Regions from separate parts of the Homo sapiens genome. Here region 2 is linked to region 1. The links are chromatin loops, found by intact Hi-C in ENCODE. Cell type or tissue: endothelial cell of umbilical vein. All regions are shown on one strand. Each heading gives the region's core, and the rest is flanking DNA. Links, peaks and the distances in the headings are about the cores only. Region 1 holds the start of LOC105372141 (a long non-coding RNA gene). Region 2 overlaps ATP8B1 (ATPase phospholipid transporting 8B1).

Region 1 (10,014 bases), core at 1,226-9,225:
GGGTAGGAATAACAATAATACTGTTATTCACCATGGTGGTGTGGGAAGTTTCAAAGAGCACATGTCTATAAAGTGCTTAGTGCAAGGCTTGGCATGCAGTTAACACAAAATAAATGCGAGCTGCTGTCATTAACAATACTGACTACACGGCACTGTGATGCTTATGTAAATGCCAGGCTGTGTGTCTGTAACCTGAGGTATTTGTGTAAATATTTTCCTAAAATAAATCTAACTAAGGTTGTTCTTCTCACTTGTATGGGGTCATCTTATGCGGTAGATGCTCAAACACAAATTCCAGATACAGAGTGGGCAGTGGTAGTTAGGAAGATAGAAAGGCTAGGGAGTGTTCCTGGGAAGTCAGTAAACTTGGAAGATCTAAGGTTATATTAAAAATGTTGTATCAGAACAAAGGCTCAGGACGTTAGTGTTAGCAGAAACCAGATATCTTAGAGCAGTGGTTTGTCAACTTTGCCAGCAATCCACAGTAAGAAATTCAACTCCGGCCGGGCGCGGGCCTGTAATCCCAGCACTTTGGGAAGCCGAGGCGGGTGGATGACTTGAGGTCAGGAGTTCGAGACCATCCTGGCTAACACAGTGAAACCCCGTCTCTACTAAAAATACAAAAATTAGCCGGGCGTGGTGGTGTGTGCCTGTAATCCCAGCTACTTGGGAGGTTGAGGCAGGAGAATCACTTGAACACAGGAGGCGGAGGTGACAGTGAGCCGAGATCGTGCCATTGCACTCCAGCCTGGGTGACAGAGGGAGACTCTATCTCAAAAAAAGAAAAAAAAGAAATTCAACTCCACTAACACCCACAATGCAAATAAATGTGTGAATGTGTACAACTATTTTATCAAGCAGTACTTATTATATGTGCTGTAATCTGATATTTTATAGCCTGTTTCATTTTATTTTAATGTTGATTGTTACCCACTAAATTTATTTCATTGAGACCCCCTAATTTGAAATATTGCCTTGAATATATATATACATATATATACACATATATACATATATATACACACATATATACACATATATACACACATATATACACATATATATACATATATACACATATATACATATATACACATATATACATATATACATATATATACACATATATACATATATACACATATATACATATATACACATATATACATATATACACATATATACATATATACATATATATACATATATACACATATATACATATACACATATATATACATATATACATATATATATACACATACATATATATATATACCCTTGTTTAAAAATAAAAGGTTTGCAGCTCCATATTTTTTAAAAAAATCTTACCCAAGCATTTAATCAGTACTGAATGGTTTTGTTCTTGTCTTCATGTCAAGTTGAATTTGGGGGTACTATTCCAGAATATTTACATGTTAGACAATGTTCTGTAAAAGGGGCATTGTAGCAGCATGCAGGCAGTATTCAACCAAAAACTGGGCAAGAGTCATAATTCACTCTGGTTTCTCTTTCCTTTTAAGCAGGTAGTTCCAATTTGCCAGCAGAATGAGTACAGAAAGAGACTCAGAAACGACATTTGACGAGGATTCTCAGCCTAATGACGAAGTGGTTCCCTACAGTGATGATGAAACAGAAGATGAACTTGATGACCAGGGGTCTGCTGTTGAACCAGAACAAAACCGAGTCAACAGGGAAGCAGAGGAGAACCGGGAGCCATTCAGAAAAGGTAACCACATGAAGTCCCGGTGACTAGGTCGCTTATAAATCCTCATGTGGGTCATGGCCACACGTGCCAAAGATGATCGGTCTATTTTGCGTGGTCTAGGAGAGAATCTTCTCTGATCTCTTCTTAGGATGCGACTGACAGAATGGTGGATGGGCTTGGACAAGTACCCATTGTCCTTAGTAAGAAGGGCTGGGAGAGCATATCTGACAAGTTCTGCAGAGAAAATACATTAAGGTCTTTGTTAGTGTGTGTATATATATATATATATATATATATATATATATATATATATATATATATATATATATATATATATATTTTGAGGCAGGGTCTCACTGTGTCTCCCCAGCTGGAGTCCAGTGGTGTGAACTCGGCTCACTGCAGCCTTGACCTCCTGGACTCAAGTGATCCTCCTACCTCAGCCTCCTGAGTAGCTGGACTACAGGCATGCACCAGTATGTCCAACTAATTTTTGTATTTGTGTGTGTGTTTGTGTGTGTAGATGGTATTTCACTATGTTGCCCAGGCTCGTCTCAAACTCCTGAGCTCAAGGGATCTGCCCACCTCAACCTCTCAAACTCCTGGAATTACAGGCATGAGCTACGATGCGTAGCCAGTGTATATATTCTTAAAATGGAGTTATGCGGGCAAGAATCTGCATGTTACTGCACCCAGAAATTTTTAAAGGATACATATCAATCAGTCTTAGATGTTAACTATTAGTATTGTTAAATTGGCGGTATGAGTTATATAAATAACCATCCTTGTGTATGTGTGTGTGTGTGTGTGTGTATATATATATATATATATATATATATATATATGTATATGGTCTGCCCAGGGTCAGGCCAGCATCAGAGGCAGGGTCTAGACCAAGGCCAGCAAACTTTTTCTGTAAAGGGCCAGCAAGTAAACATTTTAGGCTTTGTGGACCACGTGGTCTCTGCCAATGTTGAGTGTAAGTGACCGCAGACAGTACATCACTGAAGGCAGTAGAACATGGCTTGCTTTTACCATGATGCCTTTTCTTTTGTGGCTTTTCTATTTCATCTCCTGCTGGTTCTCCCACCCTGGCAAACAGATGTGGGCTTCTCTTGTAGCTCTTCTCCATGAGCAAGCTGAGACTTTTCTCTCTGGACCCCAGATTTGATATCAGGCTGAAAATATTTCCTCCATGGTGTTCCCTAAAATTCTAGCCGAACAACCTTAGCATCACATTCACAGAAATCATTATCATAGTGTTCTGGTTTCAGCGCTCCAGACACGCCTCCCTGCAGCCTTAGTCAGAGAAGCCTCGGATTTTAGCTGGTTTTCCCGAGGTCTCTGTTACTGCCATTCTGCCCTTGAAGGCTTTCTAGAAGCCTCTTTTTCCCCCATGCCAAACCCCCCCTCTAGTTTCTCTTTCTTGGGTTCTGCTATCTGGATGAGCTATTTTTTTCTAATAATTTTAACCTGTAGAAGATGTGATATGCATGAAATCCCATTTCTGCAATGATTCTTCCTGTTCTGGTCACAGAATCTGCCTGTGGGGAGATTCTCAGTGTGGGGAGTGCATGCACCCCGCGAGCCCCATCTCACCCAAATGTGGGGAGGCCATTGACTCCTGTATGTTGTGTGTCCGCTACCTTTCCATAGCAAACATTTAGATGGATTACCTCTTAGAGTGGGTTTCTGGTTTTGATTTCAAGCTGTTGAGGATTGAGCTTAAGTGCCTTCTGCCTTGAATCAGAAGGTACTAAACTCATGATACTTGACCAAAATTAAAGTGAAATTCCCTGCCGGGCACAGTGGCTCACGCCTGCAATCCCAGCACTTTGGGAGACTGAGGTGAGTGGATCACCTGAGGTCAGGAGTTCAAGACCAGCCAGACCAACATGGTGAAACCCCGTCTCTACTAAAAATACAAAAATTAGCCAGGCGTGGTGGCAAGTGCCTGTAGTCCCAGCTATTTGGGAGGCTGAGGCAGGAGAATCACTAGAACCCGGCAGGCAGAGGTGGCAGTGAGCTGAGATGGTGCCATTGCACTCCAGCCTGGGCAACAAGAGTGAAACTCCAACTCAAAAAAAAAAAAAAAAAAGAAAGAAAGAAAATGGAATTCCCACCAATCTGAACAGGAAGGTGGCCTCTGTCATAACAGGTCCAGACTGGATATTGGTGAACTAGCTAAAGCTGAAGCAGCCAGACAAGTTACAAGGAAGTTCTAGTTGATTGCCCAAACAGTGAATAAAACATGCTTCTTCCTCATTCCTTTCCCCGCTAATTGCACTGCTTAGTCTCCTATCACAATTTTGGAATCTCTACCAAATGTAGATATCTGATGGGGTGGCAGGAGAATTGGCTCCATGGGGTCCAGGGTCAACTTTGCTCTTGGTGCTTGGTGGCACGCCATCAGACGTGTAGTCCGAGACACAGCAAAGGGACCGGGATTGGGTGCCTGCAGAAATGTCAGAGACGCATGTAGTGGGTGGAAACTCTCATCCCCTGTTTTTTTACAACTCTGCCTGCCCATTCTGGTGGTTAGGATCCTTTCCTGATCATTCAGTTTGCAGGTCATATGTTTTGTAGATTTCTACCCTCGGTATATGGGCATTAAAAGAGCTCAGTCTTGGCCGGGTGCGGCGACTCATGCCTGTAATCCCAGCACTTTGGGAGGCCAAGGAAGTTGAATCGCCTGAGGTCAGGAGTTCGAGACCAGCCTGGCCAACATAGTGAAACCCCATCTCTATTAAAAATACAAAAATTAGCCCGGCATGGTGGTGCACACCTATAATCCCAGCTACTCGGGAGGCTGAGGCAGGAGAATCGCTTGAACCTGGGAAATGGAGGTTGCAGTGAACCAAGATCCCACCACTACACGCCATCCTGGGTGACAAAGTGAGACTCCATCTCAAAAAAAAAAAAAAAATGCTCAGTCTTGAATCTTAGTCATGTTTTCCAAGGGTGATTTATATTCCTAGGGGATTTGGGTGGTTCTCGCTTCTCAAAACCCATATCAAATGACTTTGCCTGTGACTTTTTACAAAAATTCTTATTCTAATACCTCTCTGCGCCCTTCCCAAGCACACAGATGATGTTCAGTAAATGCCAGACCTCTTTCCTCCCATTTCCCATGTGCCCTGCCTCCCTCACAGCCAGTCTGCTCTCCTTCTTTCCTCCCTTCCTCTCTTTGCCCTCTTCATCCCTCTTTCCTTTCCCACTATATTCTCATTTGTGCAATTTCCCAGTTAAGGTCAGTGTCACCCTGACTTCTCTTTCTTTTTTTAATCATCATCTGTCTTTCTTGACATTTCACATCCTGAATAATTTCCTTCAGAGAATCAGTTCTTTAAGACATCAGAACATGAGTCACCCTGCGAGGTACCACCAGACTAACACCAGGGACCAGCACCCATTCTAGCAAAACACTGCCTAAGCAGCCTGAACTGCGCTAGTTTCTTTAATGAGGGTTGTAGCACAGAAAGTTGCTTTCTTTTTTTTTTAAAGAAAGGAAATCCTCTAGCCCAACTAAGCTTTCCTGTTAAACAAGTGCTTTGAGAGACCCATTCAGAGTACTTTTCACTAGAAGGACCTTTATTGTGTTTTGTGAGAAGGAAGGACAGGCACAAACATGCTGTTAGAATGTGCCATGGAGAAAGATAAGCCCACAGGTTCGAGTGGAGTAACTTTACCCTTTGTGTAAAGATTCAGCAAAGATTCTCAGAAATGAGCGGGAATGTTTTCAGTGCTATGGGATGAGCTCTGTCGTTTCCTGATGAACACACTTCTCAGCATGTGTTCTGGGAAACACTAGTTTTTGTATTTTTGGAGTTTTCTTGTTGTTTGTTTGTTTGTTTTTGTTTTGAGATGGAGTCTCTCTCTGTCGCCCAGACTGGAGAGCAGAGGCGCGATATCGGCTCACTGCAACCCCGCTCCTGGGTTCAAGCGATTCTCCTGCCTCAGCCTCCCAAGTAGCTGGGATTACAGGCGTATGCTACCACGCCTGGCTAATTTTTGTATTTTTAGTAGAGACAGAGTTTCACCATGTTGGCCAGGATGGTCTCGATCTCCTGAACTTGTGATCCACCAGCCTCAGCCTCCCAAAGTGCTGGGATTATAGGCGTGAGCTACCACACCCGGCCTTAAAGTGATATCTTCATAAAATAATCTGGAATTAAGAATGTGGGGTCTTTAGCGCATCTATGAATTAATATTTAGTTGGAACCAAAACACAGATAAAGATGGCTCATTGAAACGTATCAATCGTAGGATATCCTAGGGAATCTGTGAAAAGTGCTGAGGGAGCTGTTCCACTTAATAAGATGAATTTTCCATTTTCGGCACATACCACATATGGGAGTCTACTCTGGCTACTTATTTTCTTTCTTTCTCTGATCGGTTGTAAATTACCATCCACCTCCACAGCCTAAAAACACCAGAGTAATTGATGCTTGTAAAGCCGCAGGGTGAGGGGTATTCCTGCACTGAGTGATTACTGATGGGGAAGGGTGGTGATACTGTGCCATCTCATTTTATTTTATTCTTTTTATTTATTTGTTTATTTATTTATTTGACAGAATCTCGCTCTTGTTGCCCAGGCTGGAGTGAAGTGGCGTGATCTCAGCTCACTGCAACCTCCGCCTCCCGGGTTCAAGTGATTCTCCTGCCTCAGCCTCCCGAGTAGCTGGGATTACCGGCGCCCGCCATCACGCCCAGCTAATTTTTGTATTTTTAGTAAGGACGGAATTTTGCCATGTTGGCCAGGCTTGTCTTGAACTCCTGACCTAAGGTGATTCGCCCACCCTGGCCTCCCAAAGTGCTGGGATTACAGGCATGAACCACTGTGCCCGGCCTATTCTATTTATTTTTAAGATCTTGGGCAACATGCTCATTTTAGAGAATTTGCTTTCAAGTCATGTAATTTATGATTGAACCTTGGGTAAGAATCTCTTGCTCATGGAAACCTAACTCAGCTGGTGGTTTTCTTCCTGCTACTTTGCAGCCCAAGTTCAGAAGTAGATTTTTAATGATAGAAGTCACCATAGGAAGACACTCTCCTTTGCACTAACTGGGGGTTCTCAGTCCTGCCTGTACATCAGAACCTCTTGTGGAATTTTTACAAACTCTCTAGGTGCCTGGACCCAGCCCCTGAAGATACAGAGTGGTTCTGGGATGAGGCAAGGGGAAGAATCTATCATTTAAAATGAATTCAGTGGCCTGAATATTTTCTCCCATTCTGTTGTCTCTTTACTTTGTTGATTGTTTCCTTTGCTTTACAGAAGCTTTTTAACTTGTGATCTCATTTGTCCGTTTTTGCTTTGGTTGCCTGTGCTTGTGAAGTATTACTCAAGAAATCTTTGCCCAGTTTAGTGTCCTGGAGAGTTTCCCAAGTGGTTTTTTTGTTGTTGTTGTTTGTTTTTGTTTGAGGCAGAGTCTTGCTCTGTCACCAGGCTGAAGTGCAGTGGCACAATCTTGGCTCACTGCAACCTCAACTTCTTGAGTTCAAGCAATTCCCTTGCCTCAGCCTCCCGAGTAGCTGGGACTACAGGTATGTACCACCATGCTCGGCTAACTTTTTGTATTTTAGTAGAGACAGGGTTTCACCATGTTGGCCAGGATGGTCTCCATCTCTTGACCTTGTGATCCACCCACCTTGGCTTCCCAAAGTGCTGGAATTACAGGCGTGAGCCACCATGCTCAGACTTCCCCAGGGTTTTCTTGGAGTAGTTTCATAGTTTGAGGTCTTAGATTTAAGTCTGTAATCCATTTTGATTCAATTTTTGCATATGACAAGAGATGGGGTCTACTTTCATTCATCTACATATAAATATGCAGTTTTTCCTTGCATCATTTATTGAAGAGACTGCCTTTCCCCAATGTATGTTCTTGGCACCTTTGTTGAAAACAAGTTTACTAAGGATGTATGAATTTATCTCTGAGTTCTCTTTTCTGTTCCATTGATCTGTGTGTCTGTTTTTATGCCAATACCACGTTGTTTTGGTTATTATAGCTCTGTCATATAATTTGAAGTCAGGTAGTGTGATTCCTACAGTTCTGTTCTTTTGGCTTAGATTAGCTGTGGCTTTTCTGGGTCTTCTGTGGTTCCCATACAAATTTTAGGATTTTTTTTCTATTTCTGTGAAGACAGTCATTGGTATTTTCATAGAGATTGCATTGAATCTGTAGATTGCTTTGGGCAGTGTGGACATTTTAACAATATTCCAATCCATGAGCATGGAATATCATTCCATTTTTCTGGTGTCCTCTTTAGTTTCTTGCATCATTGCAATCAATTTATAGTTTTGATTGCAGAGATCTTTTACTTCTTTGGTAAACTTAATTCTTAGCTATTTTATTCATAGCTATTATAAATGGGATTATTTTTTTTCTTTTTTTTTTATTATACTTTAAGTTTTAGGGTACATGTGCACATTGTGCAGGTTAGTTACATATGTATACATGTGCCATGCTGGTGCGCTGCACCCACTAACTCATCATCTAGCATTAGGTATATCTCCCAATGCTATCCCTCCCCCCTCCCCCCACCCCACCACAGTCCCCAGAGTGTGATATTCCCCTTCCTGTGTCCATGTGATCTCATTGTTCAATTCCCACCTATGAGTGAGAATATGCGGTGTTTGGTTTTTTGTTCTTGCGATAGTTTACTGAGAATGATGATTTCCAATTTCATCCATGTCCCTACAAAGGACATGAACTCATCCTTTTTTATGGCTGCATAGTATTCCATGGTGTATATGTGCCACATTTTCTTAATCCAGTCTATCATTGTTGGACATTTGGGTTGGTTCCAAGTCTTTGCTATTGTGAATAATGCCGCAATAAACATACGTGTGCATGTGTCTTTATAGCAGCATGATTTATAGTCATTTGGGTGTATACCCAGTAATGGGATGGCTGGGTCAAATGGTATTTCTAGTTCTAGATCCCTGAGGAATCGCCACACTGACTTCCACAATGGTTGAACTAGTTTACAGTCCCACCAACAGTGTAAAAGTGTTCCTATTTCTCCACATCCTCTCCAGCACCTGTTGTTTCCTGGCTTTTTAATGATTGCCATTCTAACTGGTGTGAGATGGTATCTCACAGTGGTTTTGATTTGCATTTCTCTGATGGCCAGTGATGATGAGCATTTTTTCATGTGTTTTTTGGCTGCATAAATGTCTTCTTTTGATTAGTGTCTGTTCATGTCCTTCGCCCACTTTTTGATGGGGTTGTTTGTTTTTTTCTTGTAAATTTGTTTGAGTTCATTGTAGATTCTGGATATTAGCCCTTTGTCAGATGAGTAGGTTGCGAAAATTTTCTCCCATTTTGTAGGTTGCCTGTTCACTCTGATGGTAGTTTCTTTTGCTGTGCAGAAGCTCTTTAGTTTAATTAGATCCCATTTGTCAATTTTGTCTTTTGTTGCCATTGCTTTTGGTGTTTTGGACATGAAGTCCTTGCCCATGCCTATGTCCTGAATGGTAATGCCTAGGTTTTCTTCTAGGGTTTTTATGGTTTTAGGTCTAACGTTTAAATCTTTAATCCATCTTGAATTGATTTTTGTATAAGGTGTAGGGAAGGGATCCAGTTTCAGTTTCCTACATATGGCTAGCCAGTTTTCCCAGCACCATTTATTAAATAGGGAATCCTTTCCCCATTGCTTGTTTTTCTCAGGTTTGTCAAAGGTCAGATAGTTCTAGGTATGCGGCATTATTTCTGAGGGCTCTGTTCTGTTCCATTGATCTATATTTCTGTTTTGGTACCAGTACCATGCTGTTTTGGTTACTGTAGCCTTGTAGTATAGTTTGAAGTCAGGTAGTGTGATGCCTCCAGCTTTGTTCTTTTGGCTTAGGATTGACTTGGCAATCCGGGCTCTTTTTTGGTTCCATATGAACTTTAAAGTAGTTTTTTCCAATTCTGTGAAGAAAGTCATTGGTAGCTTGATGGGGATGGCATTGAATCTGTAAATTACCTTGGGCAGTATGGCCATTTTCACGATATTGATTCTTCCTACCCATGAGCATGGAATGTTCTTCCATTTGTTTGTATCCTCTTTTATTTCCTTGAGCAGTGGTTTGTAGTTCTCCTTGAAGAGGTCCTTCACATCCCTTGTAAGTTGGATTCCTAGGTATTTTATTCTCTTTGAAGCAATTGTGAATGGGAGTTCACTCATGATTTGGCTCTCTGTTTGTCTGTTGTTGGTGTATAAGAATGCTTGTGATTTTTGTACATTGATTTTGTATCCTGAGACTTTGCTGAAGTTGCTTATCAGCTTAAGGAGATTTTGGGCTGAGACAATGGGGTTTTCT
Region 2 (10,014 bases), core at 1,142-9,141, 53 kb after region 1:
CCAGCTAATTTTGCATTTTTAATAGAGATGGGGTTTCTCCATGTTGGTCAGGCTGGTCTTAAACTCCCGACCTCAAGTAATCCTCCAGCCTTGACCTCCCAAAGGTGCTGGGATTACAGGTGTGAGCCACCACACCCAGTCTTTTTTTTTTTTTTTTTTTTTTTTTGAGACTGAGTCTCGCTCCTGTTGCCCAGGTTGGAGTACAGTGCCGCAATCTTGGCTCACTGCAACCTCTGCCTCCCAGGTTCAGGTGATTCTCCTGCCTCAGCCTCCCGAGTAGCTGGGATTACAGGCGCCCACACCAAACCCTGGCTAACTTTTTGTATTTTTAGTAGAGATGGAGTTTTGCCATGTTGGCCAGGCTTGTCTTGAACTCCTAACCTCAGGTGATCCACCCGCCTCAGCCTCCCAAAGCACTGGGATTACAGGTGTGAGCCACCATGCCTGGCCAGGTAGTTTATTGTCACTTAATTAGAGTGAGCCGGGTGCAGTGATTCACGCCTGTAATCCCAGCACTTTGGGAGTCTGAGGTAGGCGGATCACCTGAGGTCAGGAGTTCAAGACCAGCCTGACCAATATTGTGAAACCCCACCTCTACTAAACATACAAAAATTAGCTGGGCGTGGTGGCGGGCACCTGTAGTCCCAGCTACTTGGGAGGCTGAGACAGGAGAATTGCTTGAACCCGCGAGGCGGAGGTTGCTGTGAGCCGAGATTTTGCCACTGCGCTCCAGCCTGGGCGACAAAGTGAGACTCCATCTCAAAAAGAAATTAGAGTGAATCAGCTGAGGCAGTTGTGAAGGAGAGAAGAAAGGTGCATTTAGCTTTCTCTGCCACCATTACCCTGAAGCTAGGGAATCAGGTTGATGAGAACTGAGAGGTGGGATTTGTGGTTTGAGCATCTTTCTTTGATTACATCAATTTCATGAGCCACAAATTAGTGTGTGAAAGAAAAAGAAGGTCTTTCTGGTTGCCTCTAAATGTGCCATAAATAAAGAGTTTTCTTAGGAAGGTTGCTTTGTTTTTGTTTGTTTTTTTAGTTTGTTTTTACACCTTCAATTTTTATTTTAGGTTCAGGGGATACATGTGCATGTTTGTTACATGGGTATATTGCATGATCCTGAAGTTTGGGGTACAATTGATCCCATCATCCAGGTAGTGAACACAGAACTTAATAGTTAGTTTTTCTTTTCTTTTTTATTCTTTTTTTTTTTTGAGACAGAGTCTTGCTCTGTTGCCCAGGCTGGAGAGCAGTGGCGCGATCTCGGCTCACTGCAAGCTCTGCCTCCCGGGTTCATGCATTCTCCTGCCTCAGCCTCCCAAGTAGCTGGGACTACAGGCACCCGCCACCATGCCTGGCTAATTTTTTTTGTATTTTTAGTAGAGACAGGGTTTCACCATGTTAGCCAGGACGAAAGGTCAGCCTGCTGCGTTGGCTGGGAATTGAAGTCGGGTCAATTGCTTGGAAGGCAGCTATGCTCACCACTATACCATCAACACCACACTCTTTTCTTTTCTCTTCTTTTTTTTTTTTTTTGAGATAGAATCTCGAACTATCGCCTGGGCTGGAGTGCAATGGTGTGATCTCGGTTCACTGCAACCTCTGCCTCCCGGGTTTATGCGATTCTCCTGCCTCAGCCTCCCAAGTAGCTGGGACTACAGGCACCCGCCACCATGCCTGGCTAATTTTTTTTGTATTTTTAGTAGAGACAGGGTTTCACCATGTTAGCCAGGACAAAAGGTCAGCCTGCTGCATTGGCTGGGAATCGAAGTCGGGTCAATTGCTTGGAAGGCAGCTATGCTCACCACTATACCATCAACACCACACTCTTTTCTTTTCTCTTCTTTTTTTTTTTTTGAGATAGAATCTCGAACTATCGCCTGGGCTGGAGTGCAATGGTGTGATCTCGGTTCACTGCAACCTCTGCCTCCCGGGTTTATGCGATTCTCCTGCCTCAGCCTCCCAAGTAGCTGGGATTACAGGTGCATACCACCACACGTGGCTAATTTTTTACATTTTTAGTAGAGACGGGGTTTCACTATGTTGGCCAGGCCGGTCTCAAACTCCTGACCTTGTGATCCACCCGCCTCAGCCTCCCAAAGTGCTGGGATTACAGGTGTGAGCCACCGTGCCCTGCCCTAATAGTAAGTTTTTCAACACTTGTTGCCCTCCCTCCCTCCTTTCTCTTGAAGTCCCCACTATCTATTTTTGCAGTCTTTATGTCCATGAGTACCCAATGTTAAGTGAGAACATGTGGTAGGTATGTGGTCTTCTGTTCCTGAGTTAATTTGCTTAGGATAATGGCCTAATCTCTATTGTGACAAAGGACATGATTTTGTTCCTTTTTATGGCTGCATAGTTTTTTAGTCCAAGTGTCTTCCAGCAGTCATAAGGTTGGAATTTGGACCAAGTCACTGACGTTCTTCCCATCTCTGTTAGTCTGCAATTCTGTGATTCCATTATCAGAAGGTAATGGAAAACATTTTTTTTTCTTTAATGATAAAAATATCAAGGTGTTTGCTCTAGATATGAGTGTCTTACTTGTGGGAACTTTACCACTTTTTATTATTTTGTTCCTTTTCTCTGCTGGAAATGCGTTTGCTGTCAATATTATGCCATATATCGCTGTGCCAACTTAAGTTGCCGAAGGGAAAGGCTTTGTTCTCACCGCTGCTGATTTGTCTCTGGTTAAATAGTTTGCCCTCTAGCATTTGTATATGATTGCTAGATGGCCGGATTTAGGAAGTGCGTTTATAGCTTCTAGTGAATGACTTTCTGAGTGAACAAATACAGAGAGACCCTAAGTGTCATCTTTAATTATTAATTAGGAAGTGATTAATATTGACTTAAAAAGTGAATCCTCTGAGCCAATTGTGAAGGAAGGAAGGAAGGTGTGTTTAGCTCTCTCTGCCACCGTTACCCCAGAGCACCAACCATTCCAAGTGAGGCTGCTCATGCATCTGTGGCCTTCATCCTGGTCAAAGTATTTTGGAAAACTAAATGCTCTTTCTGTCCAAAGTCATCTGGCCACGGAAATGCTTTTCCTTCTATTTTGAGACAAAATAACTAGAGTAGAAAAATAGAAGATCTTGGGTAGGCAGAGTATTTTTTAAACTTTTTATTGAAGTACAACATGTGTATACAGAGATATGTACGTATCATAAGTATATAACTCAATGAATTTTCACAAACCAATACTCTTGTAATGAGCACCCAGATTTTTAAAAAAGAACATTATCAATCCCCCTAGAATTCCCTTTACATTCCTTTCCAGTGATTACAAGAAAAGTACTTTCCTGACTACGAATAACACAGGTTAGCTCTGTCAGTTTTTTGGCTTATTTCAGTGGAATCATGTAGCATATGTACTCTTTTGTGTATCTGGCTGTGAGATTTATTCCTCTTCTTATTGGTTTTTTCTTTTTTCCTAAAAGAGACTGCATCTTGCTCTGTCAGCCAGGCTGGAGTGCAGTGGAATATCAAAGCTCACTGTAACCTCACACTCCTGGGCTCAAGTGATCCTCCTGCCTCAGCCTCCTGAATAGTTGCAATTATAGGCACGTGCCACTGAACCTAGCTTATTCTTATTGTTGAAATGTAGTTGTGAATAGAAGACAATTTTCCATTATTTAACTTTTAAACATTAAGATATCGGATAGTGATCAAACTAAGGTTGGTTGGTTTGTTTCAACTTTTCTTTCTTTCTTTTTTTTTTTTTTTTTTTTTGAAATGGAGTCTCGGTCTGTCACCAGGGTGGAGTGCAGTGGCGAGATCTCGGCTCACTGCAACCTCCACCTTCTGGGTTCAAGTGATTCTCCTGCCTCAGCCTCCCGAGTAGCTGGAACTATAGGCACGTGCCACCATGCCTGGCTAATTTTCTGTGTTTTTAGTAGAGACAGAGTTTCACTGTGTTAGCCAGGATGGTCTCCATCTCCTGACCTCATGATCTACCTGCCTCAGCCTCCCAAATTGCTGGGATTACAGGCGTGAGCCACTGCACCCAGCCTGTGTGGTTTTTTTTTCTTTTTTTTTTTAATAAGGAGAATATAGCTATGGTAAAGAAAAAATAGCCTGGGCAACATGGTGAGATCCTGTCTCTACAAAAAATACAAACATTAGCTGGGCGTGGTGATGTGCGCCTATAGTCCCAACTACTCAGGAAGCTGAGGTGGGAGGATCACTTGCGCCTGAAGCGATCAAGGCTGCAGTGAGCTGAGATGGTGCCACTGCACTCCAGCCTTGGTGCCAGAGTAAGACTGTCTCAAAAAAACAAAAAAGAAAGAAAGAAAGAAAACATACTTTTTTAGAGGGAAGATAAACTGGTACAACCTTCTTGGAAAACAAATTAGTATTGTATACCAATGAGTTTTAAAATTATCAGTGTTCTCTGGCTCAGTATTTTCCTAATAGGAATCTGCTCTTAGAAAATAAGCCAGGGGCCCAGGGGCAGTGGCTCATGCCTGTAATCCGAACACTTTAGGGACTGAGGCAGGCGAATCACTTGAGTCCAGGAGTTTGAGACCAGCCTGAGCAACATGGTGAAACCCCGTCTCTACAAAAAATACAAAAAATTAGCCAGGTGTGGTGGCGTGTACCAGTAATCCCAGCTACATGGGAAGATGAGGTAGGAGGATCACTGAGCCTGGGGAGATTGAGGCTTCAGTGAGCCATGATCGTGCCACTGCACTGCAACCTGGGCAACACGGTGAGACCCTGTTTCAGAAAAACAAGAAAGAAAGAGAATAAGCCAGGTGAGGTGACATGAGCCTGTAGCCCTAGCGACTCATTAGGCTGAGGCAGAAGGATCACTTGGGCCCCGGAGATCAAGAGCAGCCTGGACAACATAGGGAGACCTCTGTCTCTAAAAAGAAAAAAGAAACAGAAAAATCTTTACACACATACAAAAGGGTTATTAAAGTGTGACTTTTTGAGAGTAAAAAAATTTGGAAATTAAGTGTCTGTAATGGGAAAATGATAACATATTTACATTTGTTCAAATGTTTATAAAGAATTTAAAAAGGGATGGCAATATGCTCAGATACAGCATTAAAATAATCAGGATGTAAATGTATATTCAGCTTGATAGAAACAATTTCAGATACAGACATTTTAAAAGGCACTGGAGGGAATGATAAAATGTCAACACCTGTTGTTTCTCCTGTGGATGGTGGGATTATGGGAATTTTCCCTCATTCTCCACCAATGTTTCTTTTTTAGTTTATATTACTGTTTATAAGTCAAGATAAAACAAAGAAGTTTTAATCTTGGCATAACCCTTCCAAGTCAATGACTCGTTTTCCTGGGGATGTTTTGGGCTTTGCAGCCCATCTGACCCCCACAGGAGCCTCAGCAGAGGCCTCAACAATGAGCTCTGCATTTGTTTTTACAGCTTTTCTGGGATTTCTCTCGCTTCCTTGTTAGGTCAGCTCAACTACCAGGCAGCCTCTCCCGATGAAGGTGCCCTGGTAAACGCTGCCAGGAACTTTGGCTTTGCCTTCCTCGCCAGGACCCAGAACACCATCACCATCAGTGAACTGGGCACTGAAAGGACTTACAATGTTCTTGCCATTTTGGACTTCAACAGTGACCGGAAGCGAATGTCTATCATTGGTAAGTCCCCCTCAGAGTCTGTCTATGAATCGCTCATTTAGATGTTGCTTGTGCCCATTGTATTGAGTGGCATCAGGATAAAGCAGCCAGTGAAAGAGCTACTTGGCTCCTGGGAGATTTCTGCAGCTTTACTGAAACTGGTATTGTTGGCTGGGCGTGGTGGCTCACGCCTGTAATCCCAGCACTTTGGGAGGCCGAGGCGGGTGGATCACGAGGTCAGGAGATCGAGACCATCCTGGCTAACACGGTGAAACCCCGTCTCTACTAAAAATACAAAAAAAATTAGCCGGGCGTGGTGGCTGGCACCTGTAGTCCCAGCCACTCGGGAGGCTGAGACAGGAGAATGGCGTGAACCCGGGAGGCAGAGCTTGCAGTGAGCCGACATCGCGCCACTGCATTCCAGCCTGGGCGATAAAGCAAGACTCCGTCTCAAAAAAAAAAAAAAAAGAAACTGGTATTGTTTTCTTCATTCTTCACTGTGTTCCCTACTCAAAGGGGTAGCCACAGTATCTCTGAATCTTGCAAATGCTGCTGACGTTCTTTTTTAATCCCTCTCTTTTTTTTCTTTTCTTTTCTTTTTTTTTTTTTTTTTGAGATGGAGTCTTGCTCCGTCACCCAGGAGTGCAGTGGTGCGATCTCAGGTCACTGCAACCTCCGCCTCCCAGGTTCAAGCGAGTCTCCTGCCTCAGCCTCCTGAGTAGCTGGGATTACAGCTGCTGACATTCTTTAACCACGTGGGCTGCCAGATGCTGAATCTGGGGCAGCAGGTGGAACATTTCTGAAGCAGCAGGTAGACATTTGTAGCAGTCTTTTATTTTAAACAACACATGCTCTTTTATTTTTTGAGCACCTCTGAGTGCTCTCTTCTGTACTTGATGGCAGGGAAGGGAGGACTCAGCAGGAAAAGATTTCTGAGAAAAGCAAAGCTATGCTTATGAATCAAAATCATATCTGCAATGCAGGCACATAACAGACCACCAAGTGAAGATGAAAATCACTTCCTACCACTGAACTGCTTTAAATTCGTAATTTGAAATAATCTCAAACTTATAGAAAAGTTACAAGAATGGTTTAAAGAGCCCTCATACTCTTCCATATCCACCAATTGTTAACATAATGAAATTTCATTTACATATCTCTATATATAGATCTAATATATATCTAATTATATATATGTAATTTCATTATATATACCTATATATATACACACATATATATGTACACACACATACATACAGGTTATTGTTTTCTGAACCATTTGAGAGTAAATTGCGTTAGAAGGAGCAAGATTACATGATAAAAAAAGAAAATAAAAATATAAAAAAGAGAATAAATTGCAGGCCTAATGTCCCTTTCCCCTAAATACTGTACTATATACCATAGTAGGTATTTCCTAAGAACAGAAGCACTCACTTATATATACAGTGCAATGTTCAGAACCAGAAAATTTAACACAGTACAATATTATCTAATCAATAGACTTTATCAGATTTTACCAGGGAGGTTCATTCTTTGTTTTTCTGGTCCAGGATCCAATCTAAGATCACAGGTTATATTAGGTGATCATGACTCTGAGTCAAGGACGGTTCAATCTCTTTTTGATCTTTCATCCATTGATATTTTTAAAAAGCACAGGCTGGTTATTTTATAGGCTATCCCTCCATTTGCGTTTGTCTGATGTTCCCTCATGATTAGAGCTAGGTTACACATTGTTGGCAGGAAGAGTCCGTAAGTGATGCTGTGCTTTTCTTTAAGTATCACATCAGAAGGTGTATACACACACACACATTTATATTTATATATATATACATATATTTATATATGTATATTTATATATACATGTATTTATATATGTGTGTATATATGTAGATATATGTATGTATATATGTGTATATACATGTTATATATATATATATATATATATATATATATATATATATATATATACTTTTTTTTTTTTTTTTTTTGAGACAGAGTTTCACTCTTGCTGCCCAGGCTGAAGTGCAATGGTGCTATCTCGGCTCACTGCAACCTCTACCTCCCTGGTTCAAGTGATTCTCCTGCCTCAGCCTTCTGAGTAGCTGGGATTACAGGCATGTGCCACCATGCCTGGTTAATTTTGTATTTTTAGTAGAAACAAGGTTTCTCCATGTTGGTCAGGCTGGTCTCCAACTGCCGACCTCAGGTGACTGGCCCGCCTTGGCCTCCCAGAGTGCTGGGATTACAGGCGTGAGCCACCCTGCCTAGCCAGAAGGTATATATTATTGGTTTGTCTCATTAATGGGGATGTTAACTTTGATCACTTGGTTAAGGTGGTATCTACAAGCCTTCTCCACTATGATTGAATTTTTAACCAATAAAAATATACAGGTTTAACTATTACACCCTCCTTAGGCACACTTACTGAACGCTTTCTGTGTCCCTTACACAGATCTAGACTGATTATCATGCTTGCCATCTACCTTGATTTAAAATCTGGTTAACAGTGAGGGATGTATTACAATTATTGCATTAATCAAAAAACCCAAAAAAAATGGTCATTAGGAGTGGTGTTGTGGTCGAAGTATTAAAAGCAGTAAGTGTTGTGAGTTCATAGGTGAGAAACTACCTGTTGGTTGGATGGAGAAAAAGTCTACAAAAGAAAGTAACTAGAACATGGCATAGCACATGGTAGGGAGTCAGTAAATATTTGTTGGAAGAATAACTGAGGTTATAAAAAACAGAGCTGACTGTGAAGGAATCTTTTTATATTTATTTCACTATTACATTCAATGTAGATAATGACTTACCAGTTTTGTTGAAGGCAACACTTTTCTAGAGGAACTGATGGTTTTAAGCTAACAGTGAATTATGAGATAGTAACATTTCAAATTAACTTTATAAATGTAGTTTTCTATTAAAAAATCAAACTTAGCTGGGTGTGGTAACTCACATCTGTAATCCCAGCATTTTGGGAGGCTGAGGCAGGAGGATTGCTTGAGCCCAGGAGTTCAAGACCAGCCTGGGTAACATAGTGAGACCTCCAATGTCTATAAAAATAAAAATTAGCCAGGCATGGTGGCATGCACCTGTAGTCCCAGCTACTCGGGAGGCTGAGATGGGAGGATTGCTTGAGCCTGGGGGGTCGAGGCTACAGTGAGCCGATACTGAACTGCTGCACTCCAGCCTGGACAACAGAGCAAGACCCTGTCTCAAAAAATATATATATAAAAAATCAAACTTTGTTGTGTTTATTTCCTTCTTTTACTACCAGTAAGAACCCCAGAAGGCAATATCAAGCTTTACTGTAAAGGTGCTGACACTGTTATTTATGAACGGTTACATCGAATGAATCCTACTAAGCAAGAAACACAGGATGCCCTGGATGTAAGTTTCACTTTTATTCTTTCTGCAAGGGATTCTGAACTTACTCTCTGATGCTGTCTGTTAAGTTTGCATGAAAGCTGTATGTTAACTGCTGACCCTCCCTTTGCTTTGCAATAGTTGGGGTGGAAAGAGCAGTAAAGTAGGAATACAGCCACCTGGGTCCCAGTTCTGCCCCTGCCACTGACTTCCTGGGATATCACCATGGTGCCCTCTCCCAGCATGTGGGTCTTCAAGGTCTATAGGACTGAGGCAGGGGAATGGCTTAGCTCTCTTCCAGTGGCCTTGAGCAAGCTACATAACCATACTAGGTTGTAGTCTTACTATGTGTGTGGTCCCCAAGACCTCCACTAACTTCAAGTTGTAGTGCAAAGGAAGGAAAGCATTCATATGTGACAGGATGACAGAGCTGACTATAGGTCACATCTTGTCTAGCCAAGATGGCAGAAGCGGTTCAACTGATTGAGTATTTGGTGTCTCATGCCTGTAGTCCCAGCACTTTGGGAGGCCAAGGCGGGTGTATCACCTGAGGTCAGGAGTTCAAGACCAGCCTGGCCAACGTGGTGAAACCCCGTCTCCACTAAAAATACAAAAAAATTAACTGGGTGTGGTGGTGGGCACCTGTAATCCCAGCTACTTGGGAAGCTGAGGCAGGAGAATCGCTTGAACCCCAGAGGGAGGGGGTAGAGTGAGCCGAGATCGTACCATTGCACTCCAGCCTGGGCGACAAGAGCAAAACTTGGTCAAAATAAAAAAGATGTGACTATAAAGTAATGAGATGTTTACTGGTTCATGTTGAAACTGTTTAAAATGTTTAAATCAGGCTGGGTGCAGTAGCTCACGCCTGTAATCCCAGTACTTTGGGAGGGTGAGGTGGCAGATCACGAGGTTAACAGATCGAGACCATCCTGGCCAACATGGTGAAACCCCGTCTCTACCAAAAATACAAAGATTAGCCAGATGCAGTGGCACCCGCCTGTAATCCCAGCTACTCAGGAGGCTGAGGCAGGAGAATGGCGTGAACCAGGGAGGCAGAGGTTG

Evidence for each region. Peaks named below come from ENCODE experiments on the same cell type or tissue, not always from the same donor. Only the 100,000 strongest peaks of a DNase experiment are listed, where the experiment ranks them.
Region 2: a loop joins it to region 1, with 4 times the contacts of the local background. A loop is called at or near these places in 3 of 110 quality-filtered maps.

Annotation. Positions count from the first base shown.
Region 1 is chr18:57,723,342-57,733,355 of GRCh38, reverse strand. ATP8B1 (ATPase phospholipid transporting 8B1) reads left to right here. Exons shown (of 28, transcript NM_001374385.1): 2 at 1,524-1,729. The coding sequence starts at 1,549. LOC105372141 (a long non-coding RNA gene) reads right to left here and starts at 1,524. Exons shown (of 4, transcript XR_935524.3): 1 at 1,333-1,524. In endothelial cell of umbilical vein, for the core only: no CTCF peak of the experiment used is centred there; DNase peaks (open chromatin) are centred at 4,195 and 5,085; H3K27ac peaks cover 1,681 bases.
Region 2 is chr18:57,670,430-57,680,443 of GRCh38, reverse strand. It overlaps ATP8B1 (ATPase phospholipid transporting 8B1), which reads left to right. Exons shown (of 28, transcript NM_001374385.1): 16 at 5,422-5,610; 17 at 8,864-8,976. It also overlaps the pseudogene TRG-TCC5-1 and the pseudogene TRG-TCC6-1. Among named protein-coding and RNA genes, the nearest start is that of ATP8B1-AS1, 45 kb to the right of the region's middle. In endothelial cell of umbilical vein, for the core only: no CTCF peak of the experiment used is centred there; DNase peaks (open chromatin) are centred at 2,633 and 5,323; H3K27ac peaks cover 3,239 bases.